Linked DNA regions of Homo sapiens: region 2 is linked to region 1. Evidence: chromatin loops called from intact Hi-C (ENCODE). Cell type or tissue: ascending aorta. All regions are shown on one strand.

Region 1 (8,000 bases):
TTGTTAGCTGGCTTCCATTACTGCTGTTTAAAAGTCAGCTGCCACTCTAGATATCACTTCTTTATCAATAATGTGCCCCTTTCTTGGCAGGCTGCTTTTCTCTCTGTCTTTCGTGGTCTTTCATTGATGTTGCTATATCTTGGTGTGTACTTTTTAAATAATTATCCTGCTTGGGATTTCTTGAGCTTCTTGAATCAGAAGTTTGAGGTCTTTTGTCAGTTTAAATATTGCCTTTGTCACAATCTCTCCTCTGCTTTTGAATCTTTAATTAAATATATGTTAGCTCTCACTCTGTCTCTTAATCTCAATGTATGTCTGTATTTTGGTGTTTCTATGCTGCTTTCTGGATAATTTCTTCAGAATGTTCTTATATTTCAGCACTTCTAGTCTCCTGTTCAATTCATATATCCACTATTATGGATTTTACATTCATTTTACTGTCCATTTTACAGCTCAGGAAACTGAGGCTCAGTCAGGTTGTGTAATATCCCTAAGATTACTCAGCTTGCAAGTAAAATAGATGGCAGTCAAAACAAGCACTGTCTAACTGCAAACCCCAGGCTCCTGACTAATGTGTTTCCAGTGAGCAATGTTTTATGGTTTTTAGCACATTTACTTTGGATACTTATGTATAAGCTCATTTGTCATTTTTCAACCTATACTTTAAAAAATTTAAGATCTCAAATTTCTTTTTGATTTGCAGCATTTTCATTGTCTTAACCAGCTTTGCCAAATTCATTTCCAATTTCTTTTGGTCTCTTTCTACAAATATATGCTAAAGATTTTTCATCGAATTTTCCACAAATTCCCACAAAAGATACTGCAACAGTGATGAAAACAAAGTCTTTCTTTGATGCTCTATAGACATAAGCATGTATTTGTTTTATTTTTAGGTATGATTTTTATAGTATTTTTCATTTTTATGTATAATTGCTTTTATTTTTAGGTATGATAAGTCAAAAATGTCATAGGGAGTATCATTGCCCTAAGAGACTCTGGTAAGAAATTTATCAAATGAATGTTCCATACAGAAAATTTTGAAAGAGTACTACAGCAAATTTTCAAGGTTGAAGACACTCTGTATGAGCAGGGTGATGGAATTCAGCCATTTCTCATTTTTATTTCTCACACGTCTTTGTGTTCCTGCATCTGCCTTCAGGGAAGTCGTGTCTGGGAGTCTAGCAAATTTAATAGACATATGGGTCACGACTTAGCACTTATGTTATCCAAGAGTTTGGTTTTGATTCCCACATATAGAAGAGTTTCTGCACATTGTTATAGGAAATATAACTTTTAAAAAGCTGATGTTTGTGAGCTGCTTGTGTACAGGAAGAAGAAACTAAAAATGTCTTATGTTTGGAAAGTCACACAAATCTTAAATCATGATTAAAAGAGGAATCAGTTAAAATGGTCCCTAGTTATATGGGTGTGGCTGTGGTAAATCATTACTTTTACCCTCAAGAACAAAACCCTATATATGTCAAAGACCTAGGGAAAAGTAAGAGTTTTATTACCTATCAAAAATCAGTATTTAGGAGAGATTCAACTGTATTTATATTCATCATCATAGTATTTTGAAGTACTCACTTCAGCATGAAACATAGGAAATTCCAATTTTACAGCATTTGCGATCGTGCGTTTTCTTGCTTAAGACAATATAACCTGCAGAGTGTAATACCTTGACATCACTGGGTCTTCCAAACAAGTTGCCGTAAAACATAAACTATGATTATTGAGTCTTAAAGAAATTATTTGCTCATGGGTACTCAAGTGATTTGAAAGTTGGGATCTAAGACCACGTTAATGAACAGAATTTGCTACTTTGTATCAACTTGGAAATATATTTCTTATTTAATTTTGTAGAACAAATATACTTCCTGGGATAAGTGGAGGATATATTAAGTACCCTCTGATGAATTTTTTCAGTGTCTAGTTAACTTAACGTTTAAATTTTCAATTTGAAGAAATAAACTGGGAACAGTAATGGGACAACAGGGTGCTAACCCAATAAAAAAAGTCACTTTCAGTTTGTTAGTGCATATTTATGTTGCAATGTAAGTTTCATAATTAAGTAGTGAATCTAAGTTAAAATTCTGTTTACAGTTTTTGCAAATTTCACCTTGGAGAATTGTTGAGTGAATTGTTTGCTTCATTTGAGGATGTAGAATAAATTATATTTTCCATAAAATGTCACCAACAGTGCTTATTTCCAAACAAAAAATAATTATGTATGTGGCTAGGTCTACTCACTTTGTAATACCTCTTTTGGGGCTCTTCTGTCAGAACTGAGGACACTTACAGTATCTAGAGCCTTTTCTAGGGAATATAACAAAAGCTTTTCTCCCTCTTCTAGCCCCCACAAATTTTACATCTTGCTGCCAGCGTATCTTTCAAAATAATAACAAGGTAGTCTTCTTGAGTAGTTTATAATGGATTTCTTTCTATGTTTAATAAAGCAAATGAAACTTAATTTTTAAAAAAACTAGAGGACTAAAAATTATTTTCATGAGAACTAAGTAAAATATAATTGATATTTGTATTAGTCCATTCTCATGGTACTATGAAGAAATACCTGAGACTGGGAGATTCATAAAGAGAAGAGGTTTAACTGACTCACAGTTCTGCATGGCTGGGGAGGCCTTAGGAAACTTACAATCATGGTGGAAGGTGAAGCAAACACATCCTTTTTCACAAGGCGACAGGAGAAGAAGCGCCGAGCAAAGGGGGAAAAGCCCCTTATATAACCATCAGATCTTGTGAGAACCCACTATCATGAGAACAGCATGGGGATAACTGCCCCCATGATTTGATTACCTCCCACTGGGCTCCTCTCACGACACGTGGGAATTATGGGAACTACAACTCAAGATGAGATTTGGGTGGGGACACAGCCAACCACATCAATATTTAAAATTGAAGTACTTCAGTTTTGATTAGTGTAGACTAATACAACATGCGAATGTAGAGGCCTTTTGCTCACTCTTCCCACTAAGAACTCAAGACCTTTGAAGGGTCCTGACAACAGACATTTCAGTGATAATTTACCAAGATAGCAGAACTGTTTGTTGCTAAAAATAGTTATGCAGGATAAAATGCAATCTATAATTTTATGAGAACCTGTGATTCTAGTTTACCTCCAATTACTAATATCCATATCTATGTTTGTATATTTTTTAATCAGGTGTGTTTTGGACTCAGAAGTTATTAAAAATTCAGTCAAATGATGGGAGTGATGTTTTGAAGATTAGAATCATGTAGCTGATTCACATGCGTTATTAGACCATGATAAGAAGCACAGAGGAAATATAACAAATGAAATCAGCCTTCTTGCCTACTGATTCTGCATAATTTTAAAAATTAAATTTGGGTTTTTGTCCATATGCAAATTTGTCCTAAAAATTTCCATCTTTTGAAAGCGTTTTGATACTTAGAAAAAAAAATTTAAGACTTTTCTAAATAGAATATACAAGATGGTACAATCTGATTGGATAATAATGCATCAGTGTTCTAAGTTAATAATTGTCTAAGGCAATAATTAACATTTAAAACATGCAGTGACATCATTTCTGAATTTTTTTCTACTTTCTACTTATCAAAATGCCAAATATAATTATACACAATTACTGCTTAAAGATGATGAAGGTTTTGATTTCAGAAAGTTCATCACTCTTACCTTTTCACAGAGAATTTAATTTGATGATCTATTAAGGCACAACAGGTGTCTGATTTAGCATATTTGACTATTTTCACAAGTCACAATCCATCTAACAAGGACAGATGTTCCCAGTAGAGGTCAGTCTTGTGTTGATAGTTATTGTATCATAAAGGAAAAACTAGGGATTTTATGTTTAAGTCCAGTATATTTGATATAGGTAGTAAGCCATTAATTGTGGAAGAAAGAAACTTAAAGATTGGTCATCTTTATTGTAACAAAAATTACTGTGGGTAATATTTTGGGTCCTTTATTACCATATGTTTTCCTCAAAACCCCAGAAAGCTTAACTGCTTGCTAAATACTCCCTAAAAGGAACTTACCAATGGTAGAAATGAACAATTATCTAAACGTAGCAACAGATAATTTGGGATAAATGTCAGATTATTGGATTTGAAACTGAAAATATTTCTTGCAAATTTCAGTTTGAGAAGAGAAACACAGAGGTAGGATAATTTCACGCATCAGCCCCTCACCTTAGCTGTCTTCTCTGCAATATGGGGACAACTGTGCTTGTTCTCTTTCCCTCAGATAAATCTTGTTTTATTCCTCAGACTAATGTTTTGGTCTATAAACCGAGAATTTTATAATAAATGCGGAGATGGCAATCGGAGATAAAGCATATGTTTACAAGTAATGCCTTTGGAGTTGTTGATGCCAAAATACAATAAGCAGTCAAACCAGCATAGCCCAGGAAACATCTTTGAGGTTACTGAGATGATAAATGACTTTACTGCAGGTAGATGGTGTGATGGAAAGAGCAGTGTGTTAGCAGCAGTGGTTCTGCCACCAGATAGCTTGAGGAGGCTTTAATTTCCCACACCTTAAATAAACATAATTAAGTAAACTGTGTTTGCTATGCAAATACAGTCTAAAAGCAAGACTCCTAGTTCCTTCTTTCGAACTAAATTATTACCCAACGGTCCTTCCTATTAGAATTTGTAGCACCAATATTAGTTAGAAATCAGAATATTTGGATTTTAACTTGTGGCACTGCCAGTTGGGCAAGTGACCTTGAGCAAGTCACAACCTCTCTGAGATTTGTCTTTTTCTCAGTAAAGTGAAGGGATTGGATATGGAAGGAACAAACTCCAGTGTTTTCCAGGACAGGAAGATATTAGAAGTTGCTGAGAATGGAGGGGTCAGTGGAGAAATGGAGTGTGCAGACCTTACAATAAGGTATCTGATAGAAACAAAGTGTTGAATGCTCTATGTTGGCCAAACTTATGCTTTATGTAGAGGTGGGCAGACAGATGCAGGTAAGAAAACTGGGAGAGAGGTGCCCAGTTACAAATGCAAAACTTCAACTCTGGTCTTCTGTCCGATGATCTGGAGTTCTTCCCACTTCGCCACACTAAGTCTTGTCGCTGACAGGAGTGTGTGGGCTTGATCTAAGCAAATCTCTGAAAGAGAGGGCTTATATTTGGTTCCCTTTATCCTCCATCTATGCCCCTTCTTTATTTTTTGGGTCCCTTTCTCTTTATCCACTACATCCTTAGTTGTGCTCAGGTGTTTCCTGAGCATGAGCTTTGTAGGCGACACATTTCAGGAGCTGAAACAGCCCAGACCCCACCTCTCTTTTCAGGCTCCCCACTATGATGTTGACATTTGCCCTCCACAGAGCTTATACCAGGCTGCATTATGTTTCTTCATGAAGACTAGTTAGCTAAGCAAGTACTTAGAGCCCTTTCATTCATTCAGTTTATTGTAGAGCCTTAATACTGCAGATGCTAGGCTGGGCAATGATGAAGGGAGAAAGACGGCTTTAACTCTGAAGGAGCCTCAGCCCAATGAGGAAAGCAATATGTCTACGTGTAACTCTAGATGATGAAATCAGACCCCTGTAGTGTGCAGGGTACACAGAGGAGAGATAATTTTTCCAGGGCAGTGGAGGGATATGCAAGGTGTTACTGAGGAGCTAATATTCAAGCTGAACCCTGAAGAATGTGTCCACTAGTGAGGAAGGCAGGGCAGAGGCATTTTCTCAGAGGAAATAGCATGAAATAGGATCTGGTGACAACTAGAAATGACTTACCATTCCATGTGGTCCAGGTAATGCTAATACTTCAATATAAAGTCTGACATGGCTCTCTGTAAAGGACTGAGTAATAAGGGGATTTCATGAACTGTGGCCAGGCAGGCAGCGGACTTATTTTTAAGTAAGGAGTTTTTTGGCACCTGTCAAATAACATCTCCGAGATGGCTTCCTTTACATATTCCAGGTCAGTTGATCCAGATCTCAATGCTCTTTGCAATTTTTGGATTCTTAGTAGGTTGCTGCTACACCATGGTTTCTCTTTCCACATTTTCACAGGGCATTCCTGCATTAGTCTGTACTGATGAGTTTACAATGGTTGCAATAATTGTTGGTGTTGATGAACCTTCCTTGCACTTTATGTAAAAGAGTGATCCTTTTATTGCCAGTTTCTATTTTTCCATCAACAGCCTGATATTCCATGCCTCTGGGTCCATACTGTTCCATTTCATAACATTTAATGAATGTTAGAAGTGGCTCTGCAAATGCATTGCCTTAATCTTGTTGCCTGCAGTGAGATGCTTTTAATATTTTCTCCACATGTGAACTCAGTGTTTTCCTTTAGGTTTTCTTTAATTTCCATGTGGTTAATGTCACTACTGCAGGGAGCCTGGATATTTATAGATTTTTCCCTTTCACTCTATCTTCAATAATTTGCTTTTGCATTCAGTGAACACATCCATCACAATAAATGGTCCTTTTCTCATTTGTATTGACTTGCATTTATATAAACCAGACTTCCTTTTTATAGTATTATCAATGTTCATGGCAATTTTCAGTAGCTTGGGGAGCTGGGTATGAGAGTTGGCACAGAGCTGCAAGTTTTCAAATGACTCATGTCATGATGCCTGGTTTCAAGCTTTATCATTAAGTCAAGACCAAAGTTATATGGGTTTTTTTCCTTAATTGCCTCAATATAAAATGAGAGTATTAAATAAGCATCTCTAAATTATTCCCAATTTCATTAAAATGTTCTTGATTTGATAGCCCTTTTGTGCACTGAAAGATGTAAAATATTCCAATTACATTGTTGACTATTCATAGTCAGTTCAATGTTATAAACTTGTATAGCTCCTAGTAGAAATAAACAGGGAACTGAGTTATATACAGTTCATATTGATCATTCTTAGATGCTATTGCTTTCTGATAGCTCAATTTATTTTAACAGAGTCTACAATGATGTCATTTTAAAATTATTATTTTAATATTTCATTTATATTCTTTTAATATAAGTTAATTTTTTCCTATCACTGTGCATGTCATTGGTTTGCAGATTGTTGGGAAGAATATCACTGGCAGGACTTGTATTGCTGTTCTTTAGGCAAAAGCAAACTGGTCAACCTAATCAAACTTTTTCTAGCTTGTGGAAGGCCTCTCAGAAAATATCTTTCAGAAGTAGCTCTGTGTGCTCAGACCCCTGGAACCAGTCATTCTGCTGCAACAGAGGCCTGTGCTTTCCTATTGCCACCCATTTTCACTGCTCAGTGGCCTCTTCAGATATTAGTGCTATTTCCATAATTCTAGTTGCATATGCTTTTTTGTTTCTTACCTATGCCACTTAAATATTGTGACATTTTGGGAGCACTTAAACATTTACTTCAAAACTTCACATCTTTGTGGTATTTTTCTATAGTAACTTGTGGTTGTTAGAAATGCTGAAAATAAATGGTGCTGGGATAACTGGGTAGTTAAATGTGGAACATTGAAACTGGACCCCTTTCTTTCACCATATAGCAAAATCAACTCAAGATGGATTAAGGATTTAAATATAAAACCTAAAACTATAAGAATCCTAGAAGAAACCCAGGAAATACCCTTCTGGACATCAGACCTGGCAAAGGTTTTATGATGAAGATTCTAAAAGCAATTGCACCAAAACCACAAATTGACAAGAGGGACCTAATTAAACAAAAGAGCTTCTGCACAGCAAAAGAAACTCTAAACAGAATAAACAGACAACCAACAGAATAGGAGAAAATATTTGCAAACTATGCATCTGACAAAGGTCAAATATCCAGAATCTATAAGTAACTTAAACAAATCAACAAGCAAAAAAACAACCCATTAAAAGTAGGCAAAGGACATGAACACTCATCAAAAGAAGAGAGATGAATGGATGAATGGCCAATAAGCATATAAAAATGCTCCACATCACTAATCATTAGAGAAGTTTAAATTAAAACCACAGTGAGATACCGCTCATACCAGTCAGAATGACTATTCTTAAATAAAAGTAAAAAAATAACATGCTGG
Region 2 (8,000 bases), 770 kb after region 1:
CCTCCAGGAACCAGGCTTCTGCATCTCACTTGCCATGCTGTGGATCTAGGAACAAATTTGCATTTGGAAATTCATTTTAAAGTGTGCATGCTGAGGTTCTGGTGACATGCAGGGTAACTTCTCCCACCCACGATATCTCTTGACTCAGGCCTTCATGTAGGAGGGGAGGAGTGTTTGGCAGCAAAACTGGGTATTTCTTAGGAAGGAAATCCTTCTAAGCTTTATGGAAATCCTAGGGTGTTGTCCCTACCTTTCTGAGTGTGGAGCAGACTATCTGTGTACATAGCGGTAGTGAGGGGTGTAATATTGGAGAATGGCTTAGGTAACAGCCAAAATATACATTGTATATCCCCAAAAAGACGACCAAAGACTCACAGGCCATGCTGCTATCATTAGATATAATAGGCATAGCCTTTCATTGATATGTAAATGTTAGTATTTTTGGTAAGTGCCTTATTTTATCTTCTGGATAATATAAGATACAAGTACCATGAGGGCAGGATCCTTCTCTCATTCATTTTTTTTCCCAAGAGCATAGCACAAAGTAGGAAGTACTTGTTGAGCGAATGAATGATCCTAAATATGAAAGGATGGCATTTTATCGCCATTTTCCAGATGAGAAAAAAACGAGGGAGCTTATCAGGTTTATATATAGTGAGTGACAAACTTCAGAATTAAACCAAAATCTAGTAATTCCTATAACTTACAGGTTATTAAGGAGTCCACCTGAATGTAAGTCCAACAAGACAGGTGTTTATTTTGTTTACATACATTCCAAGTACCTAAGACAATGCCTAACATATATAAAATACTTCATAAACATCTTCATGTGTGAATAGAATTTTCAAAGTTCATCTCAATATATGCCTCATGTGACACTTCCAACCCTTCACTGCCAGGTCTTTCAGTCTTTATTTGAATAGGTTCAGTAAGAAAGAATTCACTCGTGCTTTAGATATGTATGGCTTTTCCACATTGTTGTCAGTTCTAAATCCCGAAAGTTATTTTTGTATGCTTGGAATACTTCACAATATTCACAATTTTTACAATAAAATAATTTCAGGTCTTCTTGATGAAAAATGTCGATCAGGACAGGGCTGAGGATAATCACAAGGCTTGAAATTAAAGAAGTCTCCTTAGGCTGAAATGAATTTCTAGTTGTAAAACCAAATATGAATCTATGTATTTGTGTTCCTCAGACCACTTTTCCAGCAGGTCCTTGGCTGTATTTTGTATGCATTTGTGAAATGCTTTGTTGAAATTCAGTTTCAGCCAGGTCTGTAGCATTCTCCTGGCCCCTGGTCTGATAGTTGTACCAGGAACACTAGCTAACAATTGCATGGCACTAGTCTCAGCTGGATTTGTTCTAACTCTTTTATATGTATTAACTCAATCCCTACAACCACCCCATTTCATTACTATGCCCACTTGAGAACTAAAAACACTGAGGAAGAGCGAAGTTAAGTAACTTGCAGAGGTCTCAGAGCTAGGAAGTAAGACAGCCAACTCGGAACCCAGCAGACTAGCTCTGGAGCCTACCCACCTACCCTCCACACCGTACCTGTGGTCCATCCTCACCAACCAGGCCTGCTGCCCTGAGCATAACTTCACCCTCTTGCGTTCTAAAACTATCTGCTGATTAAGTGAGTTCTGAAATGTTTTCAGGGACCAATACTAAAATCAACTATGAAATAGTTTCAGAGATTGACCTTTCCTCCTTTTGGAATGGATAAGATTTTCCCAACCGAGGTCTCCCATCAGCTCTCCTGTTCCCCTGGACTGTGGCACATAGGAGGGCCAGGGACTTGCGCCTATTATTTCATTTCTTTTGTTATCCTTCATTTCTAGATCTCTTCTCTACCACAATTATCTCTCATGTTGACAGTTTCCCCACAGATGGGATGTCTATTTCCTTGATAATACAGCATTATTATGCTAAAATCTCTCATTTGTGTTATTAGCCAGACTCTGTGCAAAAACGTGTGTATATCTGAGACTCTGTGCTGTTCTTAGCCACCTTCTTGGTCCCTTCTCATGTAAATTACTAGGGCACTTCTTCAATATTATTATTATCATGCCCCCTTACCACCACCACAAAATCTTCCATCATAACCCATTTTTTTTTCCTCCTCCTTACCACATTTTCAGCTTTGAACTCTTATAATCAGATCAGGAATTACATTTCTGAACAAATGCAGGCTTTGCAGCATTGTGAAGTGCAGCTGGTCCCCAGCAGAGAGCCCTAAGCCCCTGCCTGAAGCCAAACCCCCTTTTGTGGCGAGAGGTCTGGATTTTATTTGTTGTTTTTATCTTTGGTGAACTGTCAACTGGAAGCAGAGATGCGAACACCAGTTATGTCCTCCCCTGCAAGGTTCATGACCAATACTTTATAGTTTCTGGATATGCTTCCTAGGTTTCTTCTGTTGGTGTCATTTGCCTGCATGTGACTCACTGGCAGGTGGTGATTTCATCATATTCTAGACATGTGTCTTAGGAAGCTGGCCCCTATCCTGGCTGGCTGGACACATATCGAAGTTCCTTAGATCTACCATTGTCACTTTCATATCCATTGTTAAATACTATAGATAGCATGCAGGGGTCAGCCAAATTGTTCTGTAAAAGGCTCAAGCATAAATATTTTAAGTTTTGTGGGACAGACAGTCTCTGTCGCAACTACTTGACTGATGCAGCATGCAAGCAGCCACAGACAATAAGTAAACAAATGGGAATGGTTGTGTCCCAATAAAGCTTTATTTATAAAAACTGTCTTTTTTTATAAATAAAGGAGCCCATCGTTTGCCGCCCCCTAGTGCCAGGAAGGAACAAGGGGAAAATAAGGAAGAGACCCAGAGGAAAAAAAGTGTCACCAACCATATCTCTAACTCATATTTATTTACTTATTTTTCTAAGCGCAATCGCTAAATTATCTCGTCTTCCTAAGGCGTATGAATCTCTTACATTAACTTAGGGACAGAATATAGAGTTTTATGTTATCTTCTGTGAGTTCTTTTTCCATTCTGTCATGTTTCAGACTTTCAGAGGTAATTTTTAAGTATTTCAGCTGTGCCTTAGATACATTAAGGGACCTATAGTGCCTCCCTGAGGCCAAGATGATGGTTGCAATCATAAATAGGTTATTTCTGAGTTGAGACTGGTAAGAACAGATTATCCTGCCCAGACAGTGATGTGCCAAGCATTGGCAACTTTGAAAAATTTGCAATTTGATTTTATAGGAGAGTTTCCTTAACAGGCCTGAGTTTTTTTCCCATTGCTTTTGTGAATACAGTATTTTCCCCTGCTAGACTCTTAGTCAAATGTTCTTGCCATTATAAGAAAAAAGGAAAACTGAAAAACTTGAAAATAATTTTATTGGCTTAGGAATTATTTTCATGTTTGTCTGCTAATGGCAAATAAATCTACCTTATTGAATCATACGGATTTTAATTCCCCGGGGGAAAGGTAACCAATGACAGGCATATGTGTGTGTGTGTGTGTGTGTGTGTGTGTGTGTGTGTACAAGTGTATGCTTGTGAAAATTGAACAGCAAAAAGAAATTAGGTGGAGAGGAAAACATTAAAGCTGGTACTGGTGGGTAATCATTATATATAGTATATATACACATATGCCTTCTCCAGTTTTATGGAGGCAGTCAGTGCCTCAAAGACGTGTAATAAAGAGACAGCAACAATTATTGGTGGCATTCATGTAGGAGAGGCTTGAGCCAATGTAAACTTGACTTGGTTAGTAATCTTTGCCAAAACTCCCTGATTGTTGTAAGGGAGTTGTGAACCATTAGGTTTGCTTAACCAGAACAGCAAGTAAGCATCCAAACAGATTGTCCTTGGACCATAAGCAAATGCCCAGAAAATAGCCCCCTGCATAGGATATTAAGTACTTAGAAACAAATGAGAAAAAATATTACAGCAAGTCTTCCAGGTATAGAAGGGATAAACAACCCTATTGGTATCAGAATTTAGGAATATTATTATGTCTCCCACTTTAAATGAAATACAGCAGCCTGACTTGGCAAAATTTGGGGAACGGTTCCCCTTCTTTGCAGCCAGGTTCGGTGCTTGCCCTCTGGCATCCCTTCAATTGTGTATATTACTGGCAGAGACAGCTGTTTGAGCTGCTAATAAGATTGCAAAATAATATCAGCTTGTGCTTCAGGTTGAAGATAAGAGATAACATTGCATTGGCTGTAGGAATGGCTTTCTTATAAACTGGATTTAGTTTTATCTCACTTGTCTCACTTGTTACTTTTTTATTTATTTACTTTTTTTTTTTTGAGATGGAGTCTCACTTTGTCACCTGGGCTGGAGTACAGTGACACGATCTTGGCTCACTGCAACGTCCGCCTCCCAGGTTCAAGCCATTCTCCTGCCTCAGCCTCCCAAGTAGCTGGGATTACAGGCATGCGCCACCACGCCTGGCTAATTTCTGTATTTTTAGTAGAGACAGGGTTTCACCATGTTGGCCAGGCTGGTCTCAAACTCCTGACCTCAGGTGATCCGTCTGCCTCGGCCTCCCAAAGTGCTGGGATTTCAGATTACAGGTGCCATGACGCCTGGCCCCACTTGATACATTTGAGGGTCTCATAAGGTCTTGAAATTGAGCCTGTGAATTTATAAACAGGGCTACAACCATCCTGCAGATGCAACTTTTTGGCATGCCAGAATCAGTGGCACCTGAAGAGCATCTCCTTGAAAGCGGTAGTAGATAAAAGGAGATGCCTTTCAGGTTTCAGACGTGGACCTCAGATTCACCTCCAAGACTAGAGTTATCACAGTGCACAGGATCATCCAAGAACAGACATGCAGAGGGAGGAAAGGCCATTGTAAGGCTCAGGAGAACATAGTAGAGCCTAAAAATGAGAACAAAATGGTACTATCAGAAAAGATGGCAGTGGTTGGGACATAAGAGAGGGTAGGTTCACAGGTTTGTGGGACCAGGACTCAGTCACTTTCCTCGCGCTAGGCTCAACCCTCACGATGGGGAAAGTAATGTACTTCTGGGCTTAAAATTCTTCACAGTCAACTGGTAGAGATATGAGGGAATTTATTGCTAAGTAGTAGGGAAAGTGTTTTCACAAATAACATACAGGAAATTCCCATATCATACAAAGGAGGTTGTATTATCACCACGTTTTTACATATGAGAAAATAGAGTCTTAGAAAAGTTATGTACCTTGCCTAGGAGCATGTGCCTAGATAGTGGCAGCTCCAAGATTCAAACCTAAAACTCCAGAGTCTGAAACTCACACAGTTTCTTCTCTGTTCTGAGGCTTCATGCAGCTGGACAGGAGGTTAGCCTGAGACAAGAGGAGGATCATTCTCGAAGGCAGAGAGGCTGGGGACATGACTGCTTTCTGGAAACCTGAGCTCATGGAGAGAGGCTGAGAGTCAGGAAAGTAGGACATGAAATCATTTAATGAGAGTGAAGACCAGCCAGGTCAGGGAGTTTGAAAAGAGAGTTTTGAAATATCCATTGTAGCTAATATGGGAGAGCATTCTTTGAGAGTGATTAAAATGGCGACTGAGGACACAGCTAAAGTGAGAAAGAATAAATCTGTGGCAGACTTGCATATTTTTGGTATGTGCATCTCTTTCCGAAATCAATTGAACAGAGGTGGGAAAAGTAGCTTGGTGGATAATGAGGTAGAGTGGAAAGTTGAAAAGACAGAGCTTAGGAGTCTTTCTGATTGGTCTAAAATTCCCCAGGGAAAATCATGTTTCTTTTTATGAATATAGTCCAGGTCTTAGGTCTGTCCCACGGCACAAAGTTTTCAGGACATTCTGGACAAATTCACACATTTCCCTGGATGTCAGTCAATTCCCTTTGCCTCTGTGCTATCACTTTCCTTCTCTCTGCTTTCTCCTTGAGTTACCTGTCCCAGCTCTTCACTCCACATTCTGCAGCCTCCGTTTAGCTCCTTTATACCTTTGTCCAGATTCTTCCTAACTTATTATACTGCCTCCTCATGTCAACTTCCATCCCATCTGCATTTGGGAAAAGAAGCCCACATGATAAGTGAGTCCATCTGCTAAATGTATGCATCTTAGAGCATTTGTTCAAGATCAATAAAGATACAAATTATTTTGATTTTTCAGCTGTTGCCCAAATCCACAAGAGTACACAAATGAAAATGCACTGATTTTTAAAAAGTACAAATAGCCATTAAAGTTTGTATTGTTTTATTCTTTAAATAAGCCGGAAAAATGGGAATACGTAGGAACGAGGGAGCTAGCAAAATAGGCGGGGCTTCTGCGTTTCAGGTGGTCTGAGACTGCAGTGACCCTGAGGCTGGTGGACCTGGAAGGAGCCAGGGAGAGATGGTGGATCCCAGGGGTGGGAGCAAATGCATGGTCCAAGGTTCTGAATGGCAGAGCTAGACCAAAGGACTAACCTGCTAACCTTGACCAAGGAGATGGCCCAGAGGTTTTCTATTTCTACTGCTCCATCTTTTCATTATAAGTTCCCAGTAGAAACGAGTCATCATTTAAAATATCGGTGCAGCACTTAACACATAAGGAAAAATCAATAACATTCATTTACTTACAGTACCCAGAGAAGAAATAAATTCAAATACGTAAAAATGGGCATGAACCATCCTGTTCCATATCCCACTTTAGGACTGTCAGCAACTGTATACATTGCTGAACGTCATTGCTCTTGTACATAATGAATAATTTTCTGTAACCCTGTGAAGGCCGACTGATTTTTACGGAAAGACAGCTTTGTGTTAGGCGGCCCGCCTTCCCCACGGAATCGGGTTTTCCCACGCCACGTTTTGATGTTTCTGAGAAGTGTGCGCCATCTGCTGGCCGCTGAGAGGATTGACGAGCAGCCATAAGGAGCACCGTGTTTCTTGAGCATGACTTAACCAGGCAATGGAATTACAATTATCTTTGGGTTTCTAAAACATAATAGACATTTCAGGATTCACGTGACTTATGAGAAGTCGCTTAATTGCCTTTCAAGCAGTATACATTTTTTATTCAATATGTGTATTATTCTTTGTAATAATAAACGATGCAATAAAGCAATCGAGGGGTTCCCACATGCTCTCTAGGCAGAGATGGACCCCGGGCCCTAGATGAAAGGTTAATAGTTTGGAGTGAGCACTAACTCTGGTCCTCTGACTCTGAATCTAAGTCAGGAGTAGAATAGAGCTGTACAAAGAAGACTGCTTGATGGAATTGAATTTTGTCCCTTCTTCAATGGGGGAAAATAAAGTACAGTTTTCATCAATAGATTAATGACTAAACTTGGACCTTGATGCCAAATCCAACTTGAGCTCCGCCTGCACAGTCTGGAGATGTACATAAGAGACACATGCTCAGCCTCTTAGCACATCGTTATAATCCAGGCAGGCAATACTATATCCTAAAATTACTCCTCTTTGCTGAAATTGAGAAAATAGGAATTACCCAGGGTAAATTTGGTACATAAATGTACCAAATGGTATGATTTATTCTAGTACTGTCTTCTTTTTCTTGATTTTCTTCTTTATTGGGAAATTTGTATTTTGTAGTTCCTTCGACACTTTAAAAATTAAACTAGAGGGTAAGATTTAAGTTTTCTCACAACTAACAAATGATTTTGATTTTATTGCCCAAAGCCCTTTATATCTCACTTTCGATGGGTCTAGTCCCTTTGGCTTAATTTAGATGTGATTTTTCCTTAATAATTTTGAAAATGGTGGTGCTCTATACCAACTAGCTAGAATAGGAATCACATTGACAGTATTTAATGGATAGAAGCATCTCAAAGATCTTTGCTTAATGAGGGCAAATCATTAGCAATGTCCAACTCCCTATGTTAGAGGCGCCAACTAAGGCACGGTACTTAAATTTAAAGCACAACTCTTCGACTTCCATAAAGTACATATATTACATTATATTTTTAAATTACGGGGTAGTGACTCGATATGTCACTGGAATGTTTTGAATAGTGCCCCCGGCCCCCCTGCCAAAAAAAAGAATGCAAGAACACTGTCC

The links. Hi-C counts contacts between places; a loop is a spot of excess contacts. Peaks named below come from ENCODE experiments on the same cell type or tissue, not always from the same donor. Only the 100,000 strongest peaks of a DNase experiment are listed, where the experiment ranks them.
Region 2: it touches region 1 in a loop (6-fold over the local background); 56 of 110 quality-filtered maps call a loop at or near these places.

What each region holds. Positions count from the first base shown.
Region 1 is chr5:60,582,296-60,590,295 of GRCh38, reverse strand. No RefSeq gene overlaps it. Among named protein-coding and RNA genes, the nearest start is that of PART1, 99 kb to the right of the region's middle. In ascending aorta, a CTCF peak has its summit at 3,805 (motif pointing right); no DNase peak of the experiment used is centred here.
Region 2 is chr5:59,808,961-59,816,960 of GRCh38, reverse strand. The region is part of intron 1 of PDE4D (phosphodiesterase 4D); the gene reads left to right. Among named protein-coding and RNA genes, the nearest start is that of PDE4D, 81 kb to the left of the region's middle. In ascending aorta, CTCF peaks have their summits at 2,873, 3,097 (motif pointing left) and 6,824 (motif pointing left); DNase peaks (open chromatin) are centred at 3,112 and 6,800; H3K4me3 peaks cover 341 bases; H3K27ac peaks cover 1,482 bases.